Linked DNA regions of Homo sapiens: region 2 is linked to region 1. A link is a loop called in an ENCODE intact Hi-C map of the cell type or tissue named here. Cell type or tissue: ascending aorta. All regions are shown on one strand.

Region 1 (8,000 bases):
CTGTGGTCTAATCTAATACTCGTGACAGCCCTGAGAGGTGGGAATTCTTTCTACTTTATGAATGAAGAGGTGAGGCTTGGCAAAAGAGTGGTATAGCCATGGCTTAATCACAGATCTTCCCAGCCCCAAGGCCTGTGATGACCCCCACCCTGGGCCACCTGGAGGAACATGTAATGGCCTGGGTGTAGCTTCATTCTGGAGCTTCTAGTTACTGTGGGCCTCTCCGTCTCAGGAAGGAAAAGAGGAGCTCAGCCCTGCCTATTTCTGTCTTTTTTATTCAACAAGCATTTACTGAGCACCTACTGTGTGTTAGGCCTCAGTGAATAGTTTGAGTGGATTTCCAAAGATATGTCCAGACTTCCTTGCTAATGTTCCTATCCAAACACCACTAGACTTCCTTCCAATACTGACGCTTACCTGGAATTGGTCTGCTGGTAGCTTTTCTCCCTAGTACTTAGGGGATCAGAAAATACATGTCCATTTTCATCTACCTTTCTAATGCCTCAATCTCTCTCATCCTGAGAATGCCAATCAGCCAACACCTTGAATTCCCTCAGCTGTCTCTGGGATCCTGATGAGGCATTGTTACTTATTCCTATATAGATAGCTTAGCTGTTCGTTGACACGAGGCCATCACAGATACTGCAGACATACCACACGGACACTTTAGAACAAAGCATTTGTCATTCTTATCCATCCATCCATTTGTCAGTTCAACACACACAAACCCGTCACTCTGCTTGGTGCTGTGCTGGGTACTGGGCACACGTGGATGAGTAAGGCAACATCACAATCTATGAGAGAAGGCAGACACTAACGCTGTTGAGTACGATGGTGTGCAAGTGTTGTGTGTGAGGAAAACCAGGAGTGCTTAGCCACAGCAGAGAGGCACATGGCTCAGCACAGTAAGAGAAAGGCAGCTGTTGTCAGGGAAGGCTTCCTGGAGTATTTAGGACTAAGCAGAGTCCTGAGAAAGAAAAAGCAATTGGCCAGAGTGGGGATCGGGCGGGGTATTTGCGTGGCAGGGATGAATTTTCTAGGTAGAACGAGCAAGATAAGAGTGACTCTGAGACATGAGTTTGCTCTCTGTTCTGACAATTGTAAACTATGGTTACCTACACACATGAGATGCCAGGTGAAAGTGAAGGAGGCAAAACCAGAGAAAATAGGAGCAGATCTTAAAGACCCTTGATGCTCTTCTAAGACTCAAAACAGGGGGCAAAGGAGTGTGATGTAGTCAGATGAATGTTTTGATTACTTGGGGGCCATTTGAGGAGATAGGTCAGAGACTCAAAAGTGAAAGCAGGAAAACCTACTACATACCACTTGTGTAAATTGGATAAAACATTTAATCATATTGAATTTCAGTCTCTTCATCTGTAAAGTATAGGCCCTTGCAGGAGCTCTTCTGCAGGAGCATTATAAGGGTTGGATACAACATATAGAAAGCCTTACACACAATGTCTGACACTGAACAGGTCTCATAATGGTAGCTGTGTACTTTATAATATTCATGTTCTGTAATAATCTGATCATAAAGACAAAGGAACTTTCAGAGAGATGTGCCTTTCTTAGGAAGGGCATGTGGGATAATGCCATCAGGAGAACAGCTTCAAGGGAGTCATTAACACACACCAGTAAATAATTTATGCATTTGGACCATTTTTCAAAAGCCCTATTATTATTCCTACTCCCTGACTCACAGTGACGCTGGTATTCGCAGCGCATTAGTTAATTTCATGGCCCTGTTGTGAATCTTACAATATTTCATCCCCCTAATTCAAAATATTCATTCCAAGTGGTTCCAACTTCACAAATAAATAATTCCTGTTGGAAAATGGGAGTTTTTCCATCTGCCCAGCCCATTTTCCATCTGTTCCTACAAGCTCATGGCAGGACAGAGCTGGGTCATGAGGCCCTGTTGATTGGTCCTGATTTAAGAAGAAATGGCTTTCTCCCAGATGGATTGCGCGTTAGTGATAAAGATTAGTTTCCACTGTTATCAGTTACTGTGTTATGAGACAGTTTTAAGGATCTGGAAAACAATCGAAAAGTACATGACAGAAGAAAGAAGAGAAGTGTTGTGTTGTCTTAGCTCCCACGATGAGTTTGACATTCTTCTAGGCACCATATACACCATGCATACATCATTTCATAACTGCAACAACACAACAGGTATATGTGATTATGTCTATCTGACACATGAAAGAAGTAAGGATGAGAGGGGCTTAAAAATCTGCCTAAGGTCTCATAATTTGCAAATAAGGGAGCTAGGGCTGATTGCAAAACCCAGGCTCAGTCCACAACACAAGAGATTCAAAAGAGCCTCGTGCTTTAAGAATGGAAAGTATATTGGCCATAGAATTGTGATTATGTTTTTTTTGGTAACCATGTAATATAATAGATGATCCCACGAAATAAGAGCAATTTATTTCAGATCTTTATGTGATGTTGGAGCTAGACAAAGGAAGAGAGTCACTTCCTGATAATCAGAATATAGATAGAGTCTCATCTTAGAAAAAGCAGTGGACTATGAATTGGGAAACTCGAACTCATATTCTAGGATCCTCAGCTTATTGTCTTAACAGCAAGGACAAACCACTTAACTGTCTGGGCTTTGGTTTCCACAACTGGAAAGAGATAGTTCACATTATGTTGCCTCTTCTGTACCTCACAAGGTCTAGAAAGGCACACCTATAGGAAGCATGTAGGACTACAGAGAGTAGTACAGTTTGTCAATGATAACATTTCATGCAAATATTAGGTAACACTTTTATTTCTGTCCCTGCCTGCAAGAAAATAAGGAGCTTGTGTCAGAGTGTAAATCTAGGCAATGCTTCCTTCATTGAGAAAGTCTGGCAACAGAAAAATAGTAGCGGAACTTAATGGTGTACTTAGTGATGTAATTGATTTACTTCATCACAGACTAAGCAAATAGTCCATGGACCAATGCCAGCCTGTGATCTCCATGTTGAGTCTTGCTGTATAGACCACCTTGAAGAAAGCAGCGTGTGAGCATTGATGAGAGAATGCCTGGGAATAGAGTCTCAGATCATTTCTTATGAACTTTGTATGACCTTGATCATCTTGCTAAATCTCAATTTCTTCTTTAGAATGCAGTTAACAATGCCAAATTGGTAGAGTAGTTATGAAGATGAAATGAGAATACATTTGGACCCTTAGAATAGGGCCTAGGACGTATTAGCCAGTGGGGAAAAATTTTACTTATTATTATCATCACCACCATCATCATTCACCCAAAGCATCTGTCCTCCTGGTCTACCACAGTTTGTGGATTCCCATAATTCAGGTATATCCCAGCTGTTTGTCACACATCAAGGAGGTTGTGCCACTGACACTTAGTGAGTAGAGGCCAGGGATGATTCAAAACATCCTGCAATATCCAGGACAGCCCCTCACAACACGGAATTACCCAATCCAAAATGTCAATAGTGCTGAGGTTGAGAATATGAGTCATTCCTTTGGGTTGAGTGAGGTCCCTGGAAATCAGATCAAGATTTAATAACAGATTTTCAGGCATACCAAACTTGTACTTTCATAGAGTATTAGCCCTAAAAGAGACCTTTGATGTTATATGACCCCAATCTGTTTTACTGAAAATAAACTTTAGAAGAATGAGAACTTACCTTCTTTCAATCATCCCTCCTAAAAGCACACTTCCCCAGATGGATTAGAGAGGCCCAAGGTCAAGGCCATCCGGCTACCAAGTGAGAGAGCTACAATTGCATCCCGTGTTTCTGGATCCTGTGGCTGAGGCTAAAGAAGGGGGAAGGTAGGATAGCCCAGGGCGTCTGTAGTGCAGAGACCAAGCCTCCACATCTCTTGACCCCTCACCCCACAGAATCAGGAACAGTGGAGGGAGGTGTCCATAAAATAGTATAGTAGTAAAAAGCACTAGACTTGATGTCAGAAGGCTTGGAAATGTGTACCCTCTCTCTGACACTTTCTCTGTGTTATTGGCCAGTAATATAAGGCATAGAGTCCTAGAACGTTGGCACTGAAATGTCTTTAGAACACTTCAGGTGCAAAGTTAGCAAAGTTCATTCTATCTCTACCTATCTATTCATCTATTGGTCTATTATATATATATATTTCTATCTCTGTATCTCTCTGTCCTTTAAAAAAAAAAGGGTCATGAATGTACTTACCTCATAAAACTGTTTGAAATATCAAATGGGACTAAAAGTGCAATGCAAGTTGTTACTAATGCTTAAAAGTACAGACTTTGGAACCACGCAGCCTGAGTTCAAATCCTGGCTCTGCCAATTACTAGCTCTGTGACCCTGGGGAAGTCACTTAACCATGCTGTGCCTATTTCCTCATATCTAAACTGGTCACAGTAATATCATTACCTGCTTCGTGCTAATATTGTGAGAATTTAGTGAGTTAGTATACCTAAAATGCATATAGAACAATGCCAGGCTCGTACGAAGTTTCATGCAGAGTATTAGCTGTTATTGTAACTAACCATCCTTTGTCCTTGTTCTTCCTACTAAAGCCAAAAAGCCAACCAAGGCATTTTTAAAGTAAATTGTGGAACTCTACAATGGCTAGTAAGAAGGCAAGTTTCTTCTCCCAAATTCTGCCACGCTCACCTTCCTGCCAAATCCTATTTTAGTATTAGGAGGCAACATCGCCCTCTGCTGCCCAGAACTGAAACAGCACGTTCAGCCCCTGTGCCGGCTTCGTTACTCCCGTCCTTTCTGCTCTGCCAATCTTGCCTCCTGAAAATGCGCTTCCCAGACAGATGAAATTGCTTCTATGTACTAATATCATCAGCGAAGCATTTTCCTAAGCAGCTGACTCATGACTTTTTTTTTTGCAATCAAAAGGAACCATCTTTCTAGGCTCTAGTTAGAATGGGAAGAGCTGCCTGTTCTCCAGTTCCCAGTAGGAAGCGACGCTCTGGAGCCCCAGGAACTGAGGAGGGCATCCTCTCCACCTGCAAAGAAGCTGCGGAATTGGAGCGTTATAACAAATTATTCCCATCCACCAATCACTTTGTAATGTGGCTGTTTTCAAGGTAAACTCATTCGTCTTCTTGAACAGATGGCAAAAATAAATAAATAAATAAATTCTGTCTTTGCATATGTGACTCCCTCCAGAAAACTCTATCCCAGATTCAGAAGTGGGCGAACAGGCTTTTGACTGAGATGAGCGCGACAGCTTGAGTAAAGTGGACTGTCTCTATTTCCTCAGAAAGAAGGCCAGCATTCATTCAAAACCTACCACACCAGACGTTTTACGAGTATTATCTCATTTCATCTTTACGACAGCCTTGTGAGCTAAAATTCATCATGCCCAGTAATAATGCAGGAACTGAGGCTCTTAAAGGTTCAAGAATGTGGCCCAAAGCCAAACAACTGATAGATGCTAGGGCCAAGGATTTTGGTTTGGCTCTTGCTGACTCCAAAGTTCACCATACCTCAATGTCTCCTAGGGACTCAAAGTCACACTGGGAAAACGGTGACCTGCAGATTGGAGAGATAACACTAGAAATAATCAGAGAGGAGGAGTGTTTCATGTGTGGTTCGGAGAAAAAGGGATCCTCTATTCCCCTATTCACAGGGAGCTTCTAAAGGGTCTGAGGTGGGACACCCCTCCAACCCTTACCCAATAAAGACCCGCAGTCATCAAGAAGGACTCTGGGTCATCCAGGGCTGCCTAGAACGTGAAAAACCTTCAAAGGGATGCAATGTACTGGCAAATTCTACCAATATTTAAGGAAGAAATAACATCAATTCCACACAAACCCTTCCAGAATATAGAAGAGGAAGAAGGAGCACAGCCCAAATCATGTTTTATCCAGATACCAAAACCAAAGACAATGTGAAGAAATCTACACACCAACAGCCCTCGTGAATATAGACCCCAAATCCTTCACACAATACCAGCAAATCAAATCCAACAATTCGTAAGATACATAATACCAAGTGGGGCCTCTCCTGGAAATGCAAGGTTGATTCAACATCCTAAAGCCAATCAATGTAATTCACCATATCAGCAGACTAAAGACGAAAAATTACATGAATAGACAGGAAACAATGGAGTCCAACTCTGACACTCTCCAGATGAGAAGCCCAAGGACCAGAAGTGAGATGAGATGTCCCAGTGTCACAAATTACTGACAAATCTGTATGTAGAATGCAGCTCTCCACACCACAGAGCCGTGTGAAGCTGCTGCCCATGCTGGGTGCAGGGAAGTCCTTAAGTATGAAGGAGCAGTCGCCAAGAGGCTTCATTCACAGCTCCACATAGCTGTAACTGAAGGGAGGGAGTGGGAAGCAGCTGGCTCCAGCCCACACCAGCTAGAAAATATCTGAGGTTCACAGACATGAGCATCAAGGGAGCGTGAGGTTGGTGGTAGGGGTTATTTTTTCCCTGCAAATTCCCAAAAGAGGTGCAAATTATAACTGCTGAAAATGTGATATAAGGAATTCACTTTTACATATGGTGGCATGTGCCTGTAGTCCCAGCTACTCGGGAGGCTGAGATGGGAGGATCACTTAAGGCCAGGAGTTGGAGACCAGCCTGGATCACATTGCAAGATCCCCATTTCTAAAACAACAACAAAAAAAAATTAGCCAGGCATTGTGGCACATGCCTGTAGTACCAGCTATTCTGGAGGATGAGACTGAAGGATTGCTTGAGTCCGGGAGTTTCAGGCTGCAGTAAGCTATGCTCATAGGGTGCCCCCACTAAGTTCAGCATCAATGTGATGACCTTCTAGAAACCAGGGATTACTAGATTGCCTAAGGAGGGGTGAACTGGTGCAGTTTGGAAACAAAGCAGGCCAAAACCCCAGTGCTGATCAGTAGTGGGATTGTGCCTGTGGATAGCCACTGCACTGCAGCCTGGCAACATAGTGAAATCCAATCTCTCAAAAAACAAAAAAGAAAAGAAATGTACTTCATAATTTGAGAAATACAAGCCATAGTTATTTCTTTTTAAACAGAGTTTTCAAAAATTTGGGGATTTTCATCAAGACACAAGGAAAGGCTACAAATACGTAAGTATAACTAAAATGATAGGGACTCCTCAATCTAACCATCTCCAACCAGGTGGGTTTCAGCTCTGTGACCTTCACAAATGTTCACTCTTGTCAATACCTTACATTAAACCATCCGATGTCCATTTTTTCACTCCTCTTTAGTAACTTGATATCTTGGTCACAATGACAAAACTGATGGTTTATTTACTCTTAGTTGTGACTCTTGGAAAATAATGTCAAAGTCAAAATGTCTTTTTTTCCCTTCCCACCCCAAAATTACATACAGAGAGAGAGAGAGAGAGAGACACTCACACACACACATGCACACACACTTTTCTCCCTTCTCTGCCCCTTTCTTTTCTTGGTTTGGAACTCTTGGGTAAGGTGTATACAAATTCACTTTTGTTTCCGAGGCAATAATCACTGGCCAACTAGCCTCAGCTCCAGAATCTTTAAAGTGAAGTGGAAATTGGATATACTTCTTCTCTGTGTGTTTCCTCTTAAACTAGTCCTTTTAAGTCAGCTCAACTTGTTTTGGAGCGTTATCATTTAAAAGGTACTTCAATACTTAATGCTCCCAGTTATCTAGTATCCCCAATTTACAGACAAGGAAATGAGCACAACAGGGTGAAGTAAGTTTCCTCCACCTGCTCAGTTGGATACAATAGGAGCCAGGCACTTGGGTCATGCTGCTGGATATAGAGGTATTATGGCATCCAACCCAAGGAGGGACATCTCATGGGCAACACTGGGCAAATATATAAATAGTGACTTAATCATAGCAACTATTTAATAGGTTCTTACTGTGTTCCATGCACTGAGCTACATGTTTTTTCTTCAGTAGCTCAGTTAATCCACATAGTCACCCCATGGAGGAGGTGTGATTATCCCCATTTCACTAAAGGAAGAACTGAAGCTGAGAGGGGTCATTTAACTTGGACAAAGTTACACATAACCAGGAAGTGGCTGCATCTTGCAAAGTCAGGGG
Region 2 (8,000 bases), 150 kb before region 1:
GGTGAAAGGGAAGCAAGCACGTCTTACGATGGCAGAGCAGGACATAGAGAGTGAAGGGGGAAGTGTTACAGGCTTTTAAACAACCAGATTTCATGAGAACTCACTCACTATCATGAGAACAGCATGGAGGAAATCCACCCTCATGATCCAATCACCTCCCACCAGGTCCCTCCCCCAATATTGGGAATCACAATTTGACATGAGATTTGGGTGGGGACACAGCCAAACCATATTAACATCCAACAACTGCAAATGATACAGTCTTCTCTAGTGCACCTGGAATTTTTTTTAATTGACCATAGGCTGGTACTGAGCCATAAGAAAAACAAAACAAAACAACAACAAAAAACACCTGTTTTAACAAAACACATACTTATCTTGAAACACTCCCTCTGGGGGAAGCCAGCTGCCATGTAAGAAAGTCCAACTACCCTGAGACCATTATGTAATGCAGAAGGCTAAGCAAGCCAGTTGGAAAGGCAATGTGGAGAGAGAAAAATGCCCATCCTCCCCCAACTCCAGATACTTTAAGTGTTTGAAGAAGGCTTCAGGTGACTCTAGTTTCAATGACTATTTGACTAAGATCCCATAAGACACCTCAAATAAGAAATGACCACCTCAACCCAATCAATGCTCCAGAGCCATATGAGATCATAAATTGTGATCTCAAACCTCTGGGTTTTGTGCTGCTTTGGTATGCAGTGTTGAATAAATGAACAAGCAGTGCAATGAGTATCTCTATACCCCATTTACCACCAAGGAGGAAGTGGGGTATTGTCCCCTCACTTCTGGTAAAGAGAAAGGGTTTTCCTTTAATGTATATGCTCCTAGAACTTGGAATATGTCTCTGAAAATTAGGAATACTTAGTAGACGTATGTCCGGCTCTTCCTTAAAAATCTAGAGAATGTACCATTGCTGCTGCATCAGGATTGGCCTGCATTCCCAGAATTGTTCAGGCAAAAAATATGAATGAATATATTTCCCATGGAATGTGAGAGAAAGTCCATGGACAGATAGTGTTAGGTTCTGCATAATAGGACTTCCTACTGCATAGAGGAGCAAAGGTCTGCAGCACTCAGAAGTCACAATAGACACCCTGATTCCTAGGGACTGAGGCCTGATCAAGAAATCCCCAGCAACAGAGGAACAGGAACTCTCAGCATGACCCATGGTTTTCCCACTGCAAGTAGACATGCTTAAATCTAGGACAAGGAGGGAGACTTAACTTTCATCTTAAATCTGCGGTGCTTTTGATCAGAAGGGTTACAGTTCATCTAAAGTTTCTTGAGAACAGAAGAATATCCCTCAGTGAATAAAGTTTTAAAACATAAAGATGCTCTCTGATTCCATTCAATAAGTCCTTTTTTTTAAAAAAAGTGTGATGGTTACGACATTAAATATTTCAAATAATCTTTACAAAAATATTAACACTTATTTTCTCATGTAATTCTTAGTGATTTTTATTTTCTTCATCATGCTGCTTTTTCTTGTTAGATTTTTTATGACTAAAATACAGCATTTTTATCACAGGAATAAAAGGAGTTCTTTCCACTCTAAACTATAAATCAGAGAATTGAACAAAAAGATTGCATAATATTTCCCAGATTTAAAAATTCTACGATACTAGTAAGCAACAAGTGTGTGTCTGTAATATTTTCTGCCCTTGGGAATTCACCTACTTGAGTCTGAGAAGTCCATTGGCAGCTAGCAGAAAGGTGACATGAAATCCCAAAGCTAGAACTTTACCAGAAAATAAGTCCAGAAGGAGCCTGACTTGGGAGGCCACTTTCTCTAAGTGCTTTGGCAACAAGCCTTGTGGCTAACAGAAGGAAGATGCAGGCTCTAAAGTGTTTGGCCAGCTCTATCCCTTGCCTGATCTACATTGCTGAATCACCACTTCAGCCATCTGCTTCACCTTCTTTTCTGAAGAGCAGTTTCTGATTATTGTTGTGGCTTATATTAATTTTTTTTTCTTGAACTTTTTTGTGCTATCATGCTTATTATTTCATTGAGCTATTATGCTATGCTAGTTGAGTTTTATATACACTTTTTACTTCTTTTAATAACCCTCCCCATATTCACGATCAGAAAATTGTAGTTCAGTGAAATGTAGTTTTTTGCTCATTGTCCAATGATTAGAAGAGTGGACAAACCGGGATTTGCAAACATCCAAAGGCTGTGTTTCTTCCCATCCCCGTTCTGGTGCATAAACAGGTGGAGCTGGTGCTCTAGAACATGTGAATCAATGAGACATTGCTGTCCAGTCTCTAAATGGTTAATATTCTTGCCTGCTCCTGTTCAAGCTTCTTGGAAGAAGGTGTTGGATCTTTGTGCTATAACATCTATTATGACATTAACTTCAAAGCATTCGACCTGGGCGTTTGATCTACCGGCCTGCTTTTCTGACACATGCTGGAAAATAAAAGTAGGAAACCAAGAATGGTTCAGTCATACTTGTTAAACATTTACAGTGCCAGTCAGGAAAGATGTTGACCTTAAAATTAAGAATTAGAAGCACACATTCCATAAAAGAAATCAGTTCAATAAAAACAAAACCAGCGAGGCTGGGGAGAGGCTTCTGGGTGCCCGCAGGAGACGTGAAGCATAAGCAGCCACTAAATGACATATTTTCCTCTGGCTTTCACTATTTATGGTACAGCGCCAGGGTGGTGCAGTTTTGTCCTGCACACATGTTTTTAATGAGAGAAGGGAGGAAACCATGCCATTTTTGTAGTTTCAAAGGCATGAGAAATAGGAAGTGGTTTCAGGAGGGGCAGAAAAAGTGGGCAGTCTACTGTTGCTGCCTCCTCAGTGTGTGACGTGACATTTAAGACATCAGGCCTATAATCCCAACACATTGGGAAGCCGAGGCAGGAGGGTCACTTGAGGCCAGGAGTTCAAGACCAGCCTGGGTAACATAGAGAGATCCTGTCTCTACCAAAAAATTTTTCAAAAAATTACCTGAGGCAGGAGGGTCCCTCGCACCAAGGAGTTTGAGGCTGCAGTGAGCTCGCTATGATCACGCCACTTCACTCCAGCCTGGGAGACAGAGTGAGACACTGTATCAAAAAAAGAAAAAAAAGAAGAAGATAAAGAAGAGAAAAAGAAGAAAAAGAAGAAGAAGGAGAAGGAGAAGAAGGAAAAAGTACTCAGGTAAACAGAAGAATTCAAGTTGTTACAGACAGGTCTGCCTTTGAGGTCAGGTATTTAATATATTTGTATTGTGATAAAATATACATAACATAACTAGTTTCCATAATTTTGTTTAAATATATGTCCCTACTACTGGAATGTCAGCTCTTTATGAACAGAAGACCTCACCTATTTAATTCACTGAGTTGTTCTCAGCACTAATGACACTGCCTGTCAAATAGTAACTATTTAATAAATACCTACTAATTGTAATATCGAACAAAATGGGCTTTTGAGATGTTATCAGACCAGATTGCTTGCTGGGCTCTATTTAAACTTGGAGAATCAAGTATGGTATAGCTTAAATACTGACTTCGGTGGATTGCTAAAGGCTGTCCCTGGTATTGTAATGAGCATGGTTCTGATTGGTGTAGCCAGAGCCAGAGCACGCAGAGCCTTTTAAGCCAGATGCCCTCTTCATAGAACGTCCTTTCCCCAGGTATTCATCTGGCTCACTGCCTCTTCTCCTTCCAACCTTTGCTTCCATGGCCCTTCCTTTACGAGACATGCATTAACAATCCTATTTAAAATGGGAGATAATTCTCTTTCCTTAAATTTCTTGCCCTTCTTTTTAACTTGTTTTACTCTTTTGCGCTTATCCTGATCTGACTATCTTGTCTATTTCCTGCCTCTCCTTAATAAAATGTAGTCTAGAAGGGCAGAAATTTTGTATCTTCTTTGTTCACTGTTGTAATTCAGTACCTTGAACAATTACTGTGCATACTAAGGGTTCAATTAATATTTCATAGATGAATGAATAAATAAATGACTGAAAAGACTTTTTTCTTAGGGGCAATGTAGAAATGTGAATCTTTGAAAGTTTTTTGTTTTGTTTTGTTTTGTTTTGTTTTGTTTTTGCAGAGGAGTAATCAGATCTGCAATGTTTTATCTCTGACGATTATAAGAATTTTGTAATTCCAAATTTCAGACCACTGCCCTCTCCCACTAACTTATTTTCCTACAGTGTAGGTGTGCACTAGAACCAAGTGTTTTTTTTTTCCCATCCAACTGTCCATAAAGGAAATATACAAACATCTTTTGGGCTTGTTTTTTAAGTATTTACTTGAGTAAATACAGAAATCCAGACAGAGTTTAACAAATGAAAAATAGCTACCAATTTAAAAGGTACTGCAGGCTAGGCACCCATACTACCGCAAATAATAGTTCCCTTCTAATTCTTGGTTACAACAGGCCAGGATCTATGCAAAGTACCTCATATACTTTATTCTCACAGAAAGAGAATGATCTAGGAACTATTATTATGTCCATTTTATAGCTAAGGAAACTGAAGCACATATGAATTGCATGGTAGCCTTGGGACTTAACAATTCTAAACCATGATTCTAGACATCTTACCTATGTTTATCTCATTTCATCCTATTACCCATTGAGAAACAGACACTCTTGTTCAACAGGAAGCTAAGGGCTTACTGAAGGTCAATTAACCAATTGCAAAGATATAGGTAATGCCAGATTTTTCTAATGTAAAAATCCTTTCTCTTTTAAGTATACTGCAATTCCTCCTCCAACAAACTGTTAGAGGAAACAAAATACATGAGAAATGTTATTATACGTATTAGCCTTAATTGTCTCTGTTCTATATGAAAATGTGAATTATCTCTCATTCACTAAGCATCCCCTTCATGCCTTTGGAATCAAGCCTACCAAAACTCCACTTCGGAAAGCATAGCAGGCAAAATCTCTCAGCCTTTAATCAACACTAAAGGCAGGTTGGCAACCCTGCCAGTCTGTAGATTTCTCAATTACATCTAGAGCAGAATGTGTGGGACTCTATGACTCATGGCTTTCGCCACTAAGTCTTACCAGTGATCCTGGACCTCTTGGGATCTATTCTGGTTCCAAACCATCAGAAGCATGGTGTACTTCCTTAACTTGTACCCAGATGCTTCTCTCCTGAGTTCCATCCTGCTCCCCTTCCAAAGACGTCTATGGTTCTAATTCCTGCAAGTCATAATATCTATTATGGACTATTTCTATCTTTTCTGAGTGACTTGCCATGATCAGTCTTACTAGAGAATAGGAAATAACATCTATTTTATGTCAGGTGTCATATAAGCTGTATATCACTTAACTGCGGCAACAATCTTAGAAGTCAGGCAGGTATTATTTTATCCCTTTTATAGACGATGAAATAAATATTTAGAGAAGTTAATCCCAAAGTTACCTAGCAAGTAAGAAATGATGTTCGGAATGAACTCATGTTGGACTGTAAATGTGCAGTTAAAACTATTTCCGCCCTTGGATATTTCATTCATTTTCTGTTGCTGAAAACAAACAAACAAACCTCAAATTTAGCAGCTTAACACAGTACCCATTTTTTAATCTCTCAGCTTTGTAGGGCTGAAGTCTGGTATTGAGGGTTCCCTGCTTAGGCTGAAATTAAGGTGTCAGCTGGCTGTGTTCTCGTCTAGGGCTCAGGGACTTCTTCCAAACTAATTCCCATTATTAGCAGAAGTCAGTTCCTCATGGTTGTAGGATTGAGTCCTGTTTCCTTGCTGGCTGTCAGCTGTGGTTGCTCAGCTTCTAGAAATTACTCACATTCTTTGCCACGTGGCCCCCTCTAGCTTTAAGCTGGTAACAATGCATCGAATCTTTCTCATACTTTTCTAATCTTCTAACTTCTCCTTCTAATAGCAGCCAGAAAAAAAAATATTTGCTTTTAAAGGGTTCATGTGATTATATTGGAGTCACCCACGTAATCTCCCTTTTGTCATAAAATACATCATAATTACAGGAGTGATATGTCATCATATCCACAGGTTCCATCAACACTCAGTGGGAAGGGTAGACGAGGAAGCAGCTCATTGGAAATCATTCTTAGAATTGTGCCTTTCACAGATGTTCTAAACCTGAAACTGAAGCCTGGTATTTCACTGGCAGCCACGTGGCCTCAAAGCAGGCATCAATATCCTAGTAGCTTTCCTACAATCCACAAAGTTCCTAAAACAGCCAAGAGTAGATTTCTATCTTTTATTGTTTCTGTCTTTTCCAGTTTCATGAGGTGCCTTCATTCTCTCCACGGGTTGGCTGGGCTAGACAAGGACTGATGCCAGTAACAAATATTATCTAATACATATGATGATGAGAAAGTGGTGGAAGAGAAGTAAAAGTTAAAAGATACGTTCCTCACCACACTCCCTCCTATAATTTTTGTAGACTTGTTGAGTGTCATATAAACTTCAGACTGCCAGAATGAAAGCTCCACGTTGGTGCCCACAAAATGAAACTTAAAATGAAATGGCTACCAACAACTGGTGCTAATTGTGATTCAAAACTGAGGATAAAGAGGTCTCTTCAACTGAATCAAAGGGCACTGCTATCTACAGAGCTGCTGGCCTATGCTGTCCCCTGCTCACCACTGCACACAACTTGAGGCAACACATCGGCCTCAGATTTTAATAAGCGTCCCTGCAGGAGCATACGGAAAGTGGTCATTCTAACTTGAAAGAACAGAAGGATCCCATAACACTCCAAAGTGGAAGGGCACATCCTGGTGGAATACTTTAGCCAGTAGGAACTTTCTGTCTACCTCAGGATTTCTTGTCATCTGTCATATATCCAACAATTAAATGGAAATTTACAGCTGCCAGTTTTCTAAATAGCTCTCCTCCGTATCCTTTTCTGAGACCCTGAAAACTTCCAAAGCATCTTGTTCTCAGCTGTTTAAGAGACTGTGAATCTTTTCAGCTTATCCTGTATTGCCATCATTTTTCTTATCACCTCTGCAAATCTATTGTTACCTTCCTGGGTGTGGAAACTCTGCCTAATTGTATATTTTTATATAACTCAATGCCTGGTACATAATAATAGATTAACAAAATATTTAGTAACCCACCACTAGTCAAATCAGTGTATTCTGTGTCATTTTTCCTGTTGTGCTGTTTTATTTCTAAATATCCTTTAAGACCAAAGTAACTCCTAAGCGAATTAACACAGGAACAGAAAACCAAATACCACACATTCTTATTTATCAGTGGGAGCTAAACATCTGGTACTCATGGACATAAAGATGGCAACAATAGACATTAAGGACTACTAGAGAGGGAAGGGAGGGAGGGGTAGAAGGGTTGAAAAACTAACTGTTGGGTACTATGTTCAGTATCCGGGTGATGGGATCATACATATCTCAAACCTCAGCATCACACAATATACCCAGGTTACAAACCTGCACACGTACCCCTGAACTTAAAATAAAAATTGATAAAGAAAAAAAAGATTTGTTTTATAACCAAGAGAAAAATACCAAGGTTACATAGTTATGAGTTAAGGGGTTATATTTAGGTACTGATTATTAGGGTGCGCTAACCAGAGATTTAACTTCTGTCTCTCCTTGCAGCCACAGTGTGAGCTTGTGAAGTGCATCTGAGATGGATTCACAAAGATCTAGTGAAAGGAACAAAACCACAGGGATGAACTGACAAAGTTCAAACAGGGACTGATAAATCCGGAGAAATGATGAGCTCCAAAGGAGGGTTCAGTGTGGGTACCACCAACCTCTTGCACTACTCAGACCTATTTGTCCTTTCTTATTAATATGAAGCTCCAGGTATACATAATAATTCCATATTTTAAAATAAAGGTGTTCTCACTCTTTCTCTTGGAGGAGAGGTGGAAGTCCAACAATGCACACTCAATGTGGTGGCCAGTTGTGATCTCCTGGAAGACTAAAGCAAGGGAGTTTGTAGAACAAGCTACAATACCACTACAGTATAGTTTGTCTAGAGGGCACAGCTGATATTTCTCCACTGCTATCTCCACTATCCATTCTAGTTTCCCCTCATCCTTG

Evidence for each region. Hi-C counts contacts between places; a loop is a spot of excess contacts. Peaks named below come from ENCODE experiments on the same cell type or tissue, not always from the same donor. Only the 100,000 strongest peaks of a DNase experiment are listed, where the experiment ranks them.
Region 2: a loop joins it to region 1, with 4 times the contacts of the local background. A loop is called at or near these places in 32 of 110 quality-filtered maps.

The regions. Positions count from the first base shown.
Region 1 is chr1:59,973,659-59,981,658 of GRCh38, reverse strand. It overlaps the pseudogene RN7SL475P. Among named protein-coding and RNA genes, the nearest start is that of CYP2J2, 51 kb to the right of the region's middle. In ascending aorta, a CTCF peak has its summit at 4,664 (motif pointing left); a DNase peak (open chromatin) is centred at 4,668; H3K4me3 peaks cover 286 bases.
Region 2 is chr1:60,127,884-60,135,883 of GRCh38, reverse strand. All of the region lies in intron 1 of LINC02778 (long intergenic non-protein coding RNA 2778), which reads right to left. Among named protein-coding and RNA genes, the nearest start is that of LINC02778, 17 kb to the right of the region's middle. In ascending aorta, no CTCF peak of the experiment used is centred here; DNase peaks (open chromatin) are centred at 2,683 and 4,953; H3K4me3 peaks cover 621 bases; H3K27ac peaks cover 2,743 bases.